Linked DNA regions of Homo sapiens: region 2 is linked to region 1. Evidence: chromatin contacts called from ENCODE Hi-C or POLR2A ChIA-PET data. All regions are on one chromosome and are shown on one strand. Each heading gives the region's core, a stretch centred on a gene start or an enhancer-like site at or near the end of the contact. The rest is flanking DNA. Distances are from core to core; before and after follow the strand shown. Region 1 overlaps WDR70 (WD repeat domain 70). Region 2 overlaps WDR70 (WD repeat domain 70).

Evidence for each region. Hi-C counts contacts between places; a loop is a spot of excess contacts on that map. ChIA-PET counts read pairs that join two places held with the same protein, here RNA polymerase II (POLR2A).
Region 2: a loop to region 1 is called in a map of psoas muscle, with 5 times the contacts of the local background. The contact joins two enhancer-like sites. A Hi-C loop is called at or near these places in 1 of 168 maps with a recorded cell type or tissue (psoas muscle). POLR2A ChIA-PET finds 5 or more read pairs at or near these places in 2 of 52 experiments (AG04450 and activated T-cell).

What each region holds. Positions count from the first base shown.
Region 1 is chr5:37,463,280-37,467,946 of GRCh38, forward strand. All of the region lies in intron 7 of WDR70 (WD repeat domain 70), which reads left to right. Among named protein-coding and RNA genes, the nearest start is that of WDR70, 86 kb to the left of the region's middle. Within about 2 kb of position 1,497, at least 2 of the 41 ENCODE cell types and tissues checked have a DNase peak (open chromatin) inside an H3K27ac peak, as active enhancers do.
Region 2 is chr5:37,663,766-37,668,236 of GRCh38, forward strand. All of the region lies in intron 10 of WDR70 (WD repeat domain 70), which reads left to right. Among named protein-coding and RNA genes, the nearest start is that of GDNF-AS1, 170 kb to the right of the region's middle. RefSeq lists a silencer at 2,002-2,296. Within about 2 kb of position 2,171, at least 8 of the 41 ENCODE cell types and tissues checked have a DNase peak (open chromatin) inside an H3K27ac peak, as active enhancers do.

The DNA.
Region 1 (4,667 bases), core at 247-2,746:
AAAAAAGACTGAGTCTAGTGAAGCCAGTAGACTTGCTCATCATCACGCAGCTAGTTAGCAGCAGAATGAGGACTTGGATCCCTGAACTCCTGACTCACATTCCAGTGCACTTTTCACTACAGCAGGACACCTTGGCTCCTGAGCCCCAAGTGACAGCCCCAAACAGCTGTGTTTATCTGTCTTGCATGTCCCAGCTTGTTTTGCTAGCTGAGCAAAAACTACTTAAAAGGATCCTCAATCTTCACCTTCCCATTCCCTTCCACTTCTACTCATATACTCCACTTGCCCCATGAATAACTTCACAGAAACAATTGTGCAATGTCACTAAGCCTTCCTCTGGTGTCAAGAGTTACTCCGTGAGAGAGCATTCACTTCCTCATGACTCCGGTTTACTGGTTAGATTGGCTTTCTCTCTCTTCTCTTTGATCGGAATCTTCGTTGTTTAGGCAGGAATTTGAGGAGCAGATGTTATGCCCCTTGAACAGCCCCTTTAATTCTCCTTAGTACTGTGTCTAATGACTCTTAATCCTGTCCTTTTAACTCTGTGGCTAGCAGACTTAAGAGTGAAGTGAGACAGGAATGATGAGCTTGATGCTGAACATTTCATTTTAATGTTGGCAAAGTAGTCTACAGAGAGTACATGACAAACAGTGAGACAGAGGGAAAATGTTAAAAGTGTTCCTATATAGCAGAAAAACAATGTGAATATTAGTGTGGGATCACTGAAATTTTGGGTTTCCCACCAAATGTAGATAGAACAGTTTGGTTATTAGTTTGCCAGAGAAATGGAGCCATTGACTGTTTCTACTTTGTCTTCTTAAACTTTTATATTTTTTAGATTTTCATTTCTGTTTTAAAATAAAAATAAATCATCAGAAGAAACAAAGTGATCTCTTATTTTTCATGGTTACTGGAGAAAATTACACTTCCCCCAAATGGGAGTAGCATTAACAAGCATATATCCTGTGAACTGATTCATTCCATTCTTTCTTTAGAGACTTTGGTTTAGCGCTCTGAACTTTCTGATTATCAGATCTTATGTGTTTGCTAATATATAAAATAACAAATTAGACATAATGCCCTATAATTTTCTCAGTTTGATTAATTGCCTGAAATTTGATCTATCAGTCAGTGTTTGATTAGAATAGAGAAATCACATGTAATTTGAACAAGGAAAGATCAGTACGAAGAATTGCTAGCTATAATAGGGTTTTGGAGCAATGAGGATTGGCTAGTAAAAAGTAAAGAGAACTCTAAGGAATATAAGAATAACAGATAAAAGGAGCATCAACCCCTGGGGTTGAGATACAACATCCAGGGCCTCTGAGATTAAGATCCAGACCCTGTTTGAGGGGGCATGGCTGTGGCTCATTGAATGAAGAGAAGTTGCTGTGGTAGAAATCTGTCTCATCAGAATCACTCTGCTATAATACTGCCTTGTGGAGGTACTGATGGAAGATACTGGGTGCTGCTGACTGCTGTGCACTTCAGGAGCCTGACAGTGGAGCAAACTGCACGGGTGCTGGATCTGGACACTGGAGAAGCTGTGTTGCAGTACAGAAGCCTGCCAAGAGGAGCACACAAGACTCTTGGAAAGAAGAGGAAAATCTCCTCTTACAATGTCGATCTAACATCATGCCAGCTAGCAAAGGAAAAATGTTTAAAGGGTCCAAGTTCATTTCTGCAGAGTAGACAGGAAAGGATGAATTCGGAGCTGAGAGACAGTAAGTGGACAACTGGCACATTTGGTCAAACTTGTAATTTTATATCTTAGATGGACAAATTTAAACACAAGTCCATAGGTGTTTTCCTTACAAGCTTACATTTAAATTTGGGATCCTGGTCAGAATTTTGCTAAGGACTTCATTCTTTCCCAGTGTTTCAGGAAGGATACCATGGGGCCAGAGCCACTTTTCTTTATTGTAAGGTCCTGGGCTGTGGCCCCTTTTGCTTTTCTGGGCTCCTTTCTCATGGGCATCTGTTTTGGGAGTTTCATTTCCTCATCTGCTTTGACACTTTAATCTTGGACATTGTAGTGAAATGCTTCACATTGTCACACATTCTAATCTCAGAGACCACTCCAAATCTTTTTGAATTTTCTTGGCCATTGAAATTAGTACTCTGGAATCAGTACATTAAGAATGGTTTTTTAAAAACTATCAGCTAGAATTTCAACATTTTAGAAGAAATGGGTCAGTATAAATTTGGAGGAGCAGTTTCTAGCTAGTAGTAGCTGTGCAGAAAAACAGTTTTATTGATAAGTATCTGATTTGGATTTAGGAACCAGCTAGGACGAAAAATTCTATTGAGGTCTGGCCAGATAGACATAGATTTTATTTTTCCTTTATATTCTGTGTCCAAAAGACAAATTGTCATGAGTTTTTTTTTTTTTTTTTTTCTGAAGTATCCATTTGTTTCTCAGCTTTGGAATTAGAGGTGTAGAAAATAAATGGGACTCAACAGCCTAAGATTTTGTTTAAAAAGATGTTCTTATTTATTTATATTAAAAAAATTTCTAAACTTTTTTTTTTTTTGCAAGAAACTGTATGTCAGCATTTTCATTTTTGATAGATAAATTTTATATTTGGGATTTTGATTATTAAGTTGTTTCTCCACCAGAATTCCTTATGGATTTTTGTAATAATCTCTATTTAATGTGTTTAATTATTTGCTTTCCATTTATATTTATTTTGGGATTTCTTTTTTAAGAGAATGGCACCTGTGACAGCATACTGTTAATATTACCCTTGTATCGTACTTTACCATGCCATCTCTGAAGAATATTACAGACCATTTTGGAGCATGGTGAATAACGAATTTTTACCTTAGGAGTTCACTTGAGTAGTCATTTTTATATTTGTGACTGCAAGTCACTTTTAGGGGCTGTACTTCCTTAGTACTGGTAGCATTATTATCCAATGGACTTTTATAGCTTTCATTAGGTTTTCTTTTGTTTCTGTTCTTTAAAGAACATTTTACTTAACTTAGTATTTCATTTTTCATCTATATTATGAGGCAGTAAGAGTCTTCTGTTTTTCCAAAGTTGAGACTGCTTTATATTTATTTCATATTGTCTACAGCTGTAGTGTTCAATACATTAGCCACTAGCCACATGTGGTTATTTAAATAAGATAAAATAAAAATTGGCTGGGCGTGGTGGCTCACACCTGTAATCCCAGCACTTTGGGAGGCCGAGGCGGGCAGATCATGAGGTCAGGAGATCGAGACCATCCTTACTAAGATGGTGAAACCCCATCTCTATTAAAAATACAAAAAATTAGCCGGGCATGGTGGCGGGCGCCTGTAGTCCCAGCTACTCAGGAGGCTGAGGCAGGAGAATGGCGTGAACCTGGGAGGCAGAGTTTGCAGTAAGCCGAGATGGCGCCACTGCACTCCAGCCTGGGCGACAGAGCGAGACTCCATCTCAAAAAAAAAAAAAAAAAAAAAAAAAAAAAAATTTAAGTTCTTTAGTTGCACTAGCCGTATTTCAAATACTTGATGGATACATGTGGCTAGTGGCTAACATAATGGATAGCACAGATATAAAACATTTCCTCGTCATGTAAAGTTCTGTTGGATAGTGCTGATCTGTAGCTTATAGGATGGTATCTTAGTCTGCTTCAGCTGCTAAAACAGAATACCATAAATTGGGTAGCTTAAACAGTAGATATTTTGACCAGGCGTGGTGGCTTGTGCCTGTATTCCTAACACTTTGGGAGGCCGAGGCAAGTGGATCACTTGAGCTCAGGAGTTTGAAACTAGCCTGGGCAGCATGGCAAAACCTTGTCTCTACAAAAATTAGCTGGGCATGGTGGTGCACGCCTGTAGTCTGAGCTACTTGGGAGGTTGAGGTGGGAGAATTGCTTGAACCTGGGAGGCGGAGGTTGCAGTGAGCCATGATCGCACCACTGTACTCCAGCCTGGACGACAGAATGAGACTCTGTCTCAAAAAAAAAAAAACAAAAAAAGAAAAAACAAGAGATATTTCTCACAGTTCTGGAGGCTGGAAGTGCAAGATCAAAGTGTTGGCAAATTATGTTTCTTAAAGAGGGCCTGCTTCCTAGATTGGAAATGGCCATCTTCTCTCAGTATCCTCACATGGTAGGGAGAAAAGCAGCTCTAGTGTCTCTTCTTATAAAGGAAGTAATGCCACCATAGGGGCTCTATTCTCATGACCTCATCTAAACCTAATTCTCTCCTAAAGGCCACACCTCCCAATATCCTCACTTTGGGGGTTAGGGCTTTATCATATGAATTTTTTTTTTTTTTTTTTTTGAGACAGAGTCTTGCTCTGTCACCCAGGCTGGAGTGCAGTGGCACAATCTTGGCTCACTACAAGCTCTGCCTCCTGGGTTCACACCATTCTCCTGCGTCAGCCTCCTCAGTAGCTGGGACTAAGGTGCCCGCCACTGCGCCCGGCTAATTTTTTATTTTATTTTATTTTATTTTATTTTTTTTAGAGATGGAGTCTCTTTCTCCCAGGCCGGACTGCAGTGGCGCTATCTCGGCTCACTGCAAGCTCCGCCTCCCGGGTTTACGTCATTCCTGCCTCAGCCTCCCGAGTAGCTGGGATTACAGGCGCCCGCCACCGCGCCCAGCTAATTTTTTGTATTTTTAGTAGAGATGGGGTTTCACCGTGTTAGCCAAGATGGTCTCGATCTCCTGAC
Region 2 (4,471 bases), core at 921-3,420, 200 kb after region 1:
GGAAGAGGTCTTTCTCTTGTAGTTCCCCACTAATCCTTCCACCTGCGTGCCTGATTATGTCCTTCCTGCTTCCTTTGAGCCCTAATTCTATCAGTTACTCCCTTTCCTGTATTTTTATCCTTTTCATCCCTACTGGCTCCTAGAAAATATGCTCAAGTTTCTGCTTTTTATTTATTTTATTTAACAAAAGCTTTCTCCAACTCTAACTTTTTTTATTGCCAGGTTTCTACCCAGAGTAGACTATATTTGCAACATCCACTTCACAAATTAGCTGGAACTGCCCATACCAAAGCCACCGACTGCAATTTAAATTGCTGTCTTACCTACTCCTCCATTAATGACACAGCTCAAGCCCTCACCTAGAACACTGCAGATGTTTCTTGACTCATCCTCCCTGTCTTCAGTCTTCCTTTTTCCAATTCATCTTTCCCACCACTGCAGGGTGATCTTTTAAAATACTCTTATGACAATATTACTCCTCTGTCCTTAAATCCCTTCAAAAAATCAACATTACCCACAAGTTGAAAAATTAAACTCCATAGAAGGGCATATGAAGCCACTAATGGTTTGATCTCTGGCTCTCCAGTTTTATCTGCTCCTGGTCTGTTATTGAGTCCTACCTATAGATCCAAAAGTAAGGTGCTATTTCACACTTCTAAGACTTTTCTATTCAGTGTCCTCTAGTGGAGTAGTATTTCCTTGTATCCCTAGAGATCTCCTCCTTAACTTTCAAAGACTGTGATCCAGCATCCTCACCAGGCTTTACCTGACTTCTTTTCCCATCTTCTATTCCTTCTGAACCTATTAATATTATACTACCATGATAAAGTTGACCTTTTCTTGGTGTTTTTACTATACAGTTTATGGATATTGCCATTTTTTTGTACAATTTATTGTAGATATTTGTTTTGAATGTTTGCCTCCCTTTCTAGACAGATCTCATTGTTGGGTAAGGAGCCATTTAACCGATCTTGACATCTGCCACACCTGGCATAGTGCCTTGCACATAACAAGGGCTCCTAAATGTTTGTAGAATGAGTGAATTTTAGCAAATATTAATTGGTTGTTCTTCTATAAGATCAGCATTATACTTTTAAATTTAGATAATAAGTTTTGGATTGGATGTGTTTAGTATCACTGAACTTAGTGCTGGATGCTGTGTCATACAGTTTCAAGGCAATCTAAAGAATAGGGAAGATAAATTTGTAGCTAGTGACTTAATAAGATGGTCTGTACGAATATGTAGGTCTTTTGTTCATATTGTCAAGTGTACCAGCTCATCCATGCATTCCTTTTTTAGTCAAATTGTACTAAACAGAGAAAAGATTTCCTGAGATGTATGATCCTTTTTCTCCTTGGCTTCTAATCTATCTTTCCTTCATTGCCATATAGCTGCCAGAGGACTTCATATACAATGAAAATCTGATGATTTACTTTTCTCTTTATACCTCTTCAGTTCTTCTTTCCATTCACCTATATTCTCATCACTTTGTCTCCTACTTTACCAAATTTGAAGTCTTGTTATTGAGTAGACTTCTTTTGAGAGTTTGTGGTCACTTACAGAACTGCTCTGCATCCCCTTTGTACCTGCAGCTGATAACACTCACTATTCCCTACTCCAAGCATGTGGGTTCAACAGGATAAACATAACAGCACATTGGTAATGTTTATGTTAAATAAGCCAGTCTTGTCCAAGCATCTGCTGCACAGGCGCAGAAACAGATAAGTTGTTTCAGCAATTGGCTGCCAGGGGAACAGAAGGGTTGCCACAACAAAGTCAGCAAACAACCCCCAAAAGTCTCTAAGAAGTGTGAACTCATGCTGCTGGAAAATAAAAATCAGTCAAAAATTTGTACATTTTGATGCTTGACCTTGACTTTGTTTCTCACATCCCTATGTAGAGATAGGACTATTTTCTGCAGCAATTGGGTTATCTTTAGATGAGTACATTTCAGATTCACTCAGCTTTTGAAGGAAAGTGTATTTGAAATCTCCCTGTTCTCTGGAAAGTTGCTTTGTCGTATAGTTGGATTGTACTCCCTTTGGAAGCTTTGTCTTTTTGACTGACTTTGATAAGGTCAGCTCCAAGGAAACCCAGCATCCTCTTTTCCCTGGCGCCACTGGGCCCGCCACCCTCTCCTCTGCTTCCTCACCCTCCCTTCCTTACCACCTCTCTATCCGTCACTTGAACTGGCTGCCAGCGTTCACAGACAGCTGGGGAGAGAGTGGCTAAATCTGCCCAGCTGCCCGGGAAGCTTGGCAGCCAGGCTGAGGGAAGGAAGCATCGGCTCTCTTTGAAGGTCGGCTGCCAGTGAATCTCAGGCAGCTGGACTTCAAAGGGGGGCACCGCCGGGCTTTCCCTCCCGTCTAGGCAGGTCATTCCACGGCGCTGTGCTTCCGGTGTTGGCATGGTGGCTTTCCTCTTCAATTAAAAGCTGAATTGGGATCTGCACTTGTGTTCACACTTGTGTTTCTTATGTGACATAGACAGCCTAAGATCCCCAACTCCTGTTACCCCAGACTTAGGAGTTAAAGATAAAGAAGAAAAGGTGATATCATATAAAGGGCAACTAAGGAGATCTACAGCAGCGAGTGTGTTTTCCTTATTGCCAGTTAGTAACTGTGCTATTTGCCAAGTTTTAAATTACTTTAGGGACTCTTGGTGTGATCTTGAATAAAGGCCAATCAGCTTGTGCTTATGGACTCAGTTTAGCTATGGCCTGAGATTGGGTCTAGCAACGGATGATAATTTTATCTGTTTTCAGAAACTGTGGTAGTGCTAATAGAACCCACTATTCTACACCTAACTCTTGCTTTACTTCCCTACTTTTCACATTCAGATTCCGTTGGTGGTTGGTGACAGGACTGGCCTAGCAAGGGAAGAACAAGGGTGCTGCACAAACAGAGTCTAGGCTCACTTTAGTTGCAAATGAGGGTCAGAGCAGAGGTAGCCTGAAATCAGAGGAACCATGAGTACTATGTACCATGTATAGTGGTCGTTAAGTGTGCAGATCCTGGGACACACTGCTTGGGTTCAAATCCTGGCTCTGCCCCTTACTGGTCACATGTCTAGGGTAACTAACCTTACCTTTCTGCACCCCATACTCTCCCTGGAAAGTGGGGATAATAATAGTACTTATCTCTTAGGACAGTTGAGAAGATTCAAAGGGTTATTAGATTCCATGCACTTAGGACAATATCTAGCCCATAGTGAGTGTCCAATACATGTTTTTGCTATTACTATGTACCAGCCCCCATGACTGGATCTAGAGGGAGGTAACAAGTGACTGGTAGGTGATTTTTATTGCCTCTTCGTGGATGAAACACTACTAGCTTCTGCCTTAGATTGAATTTATACTAGACTTTTTTGAGAAATCTAAAATAATGCAAAAAGAATGCATTATATAATTTGAAGGAGAAAAAAAGTTATTTTATGCTGTCCATCTCACTCCTTGCACTGTCATCCCTGGGGATACAAGGAGGTGTCATTCACTGAGGGCCATTCATTTCACTCAGCCTCAGTTTTCTTGTTTGTAAAATGAGATAATAATTACACATACCCCAGGAGGCTTTCTTTTAATGATGAAATTGGAAAATGTATGTTTTACTGCACTGAATAGCAACATGTTCAGTAACTGTAGCTGTTGCTGTTATTATCATCATTATTATTATTTCCACCACCATTAATGTTGCCATTTAAAATTCTTACTGAATCACAGGAGGCCTTTAACTTAGCTAACAGTGATTTGACAAATAGAGGTCTTTTTCCTAAGGTTTTAGTTTTTTCCAGATAAAAGTGAGCTAATTGTGGGCCAAATTCAGCCTGTCCTCTTTTTTATAAATAAAGTTTTGCTGGATTGCATAGCCTTATCCATTTGTTTATGTATTAGCTATGGCTGCTTTCATGCTACAACAGGAGAAGTGAACAGTTGCAACAGAGTCTGTATGGTCCTCAAAGCCTAAAATATGTATTATAAGCCCCTTTCTAGAAAAAGTTTGCTAGACCTTGCTCTAGGTATATGTTTCTCCAGTGAGGTCCAGAGAATGTTAGTTCAATCCATGCTAGTCTGTACGATCTGAAAAAAAAAAAAAAAAAAAAAAAAAAAGGTTCTATAGTCAAATAAGCTTTAGAAATGTTAAGGAGGTTGATTTATTCTAGGACTACTACTTAAAAGACTTTGGCTTTTAATATACTCATGTTTATTGTGAATCTTCAAGACAAGGCCATGGTGTGCAAATAAACTCTAGTTTCGCAGGCTTACTTGGCTGTAGTCCCCTAATATGATGATGTTACAAAAACAAACAAAGCAAAACAAAACAAAACAAAAAACAATTCTCTAGGAACCCTTGCTCTTGGGCTTTCTCTCTGGAAGGACTTTCTTTCTAAATCATTCCTCTTGGTGATTTAGGTGATATCCTCATTTGGAGACCTACAGAATATCATATGAAATTCTGTGTTAGTTGTATCATT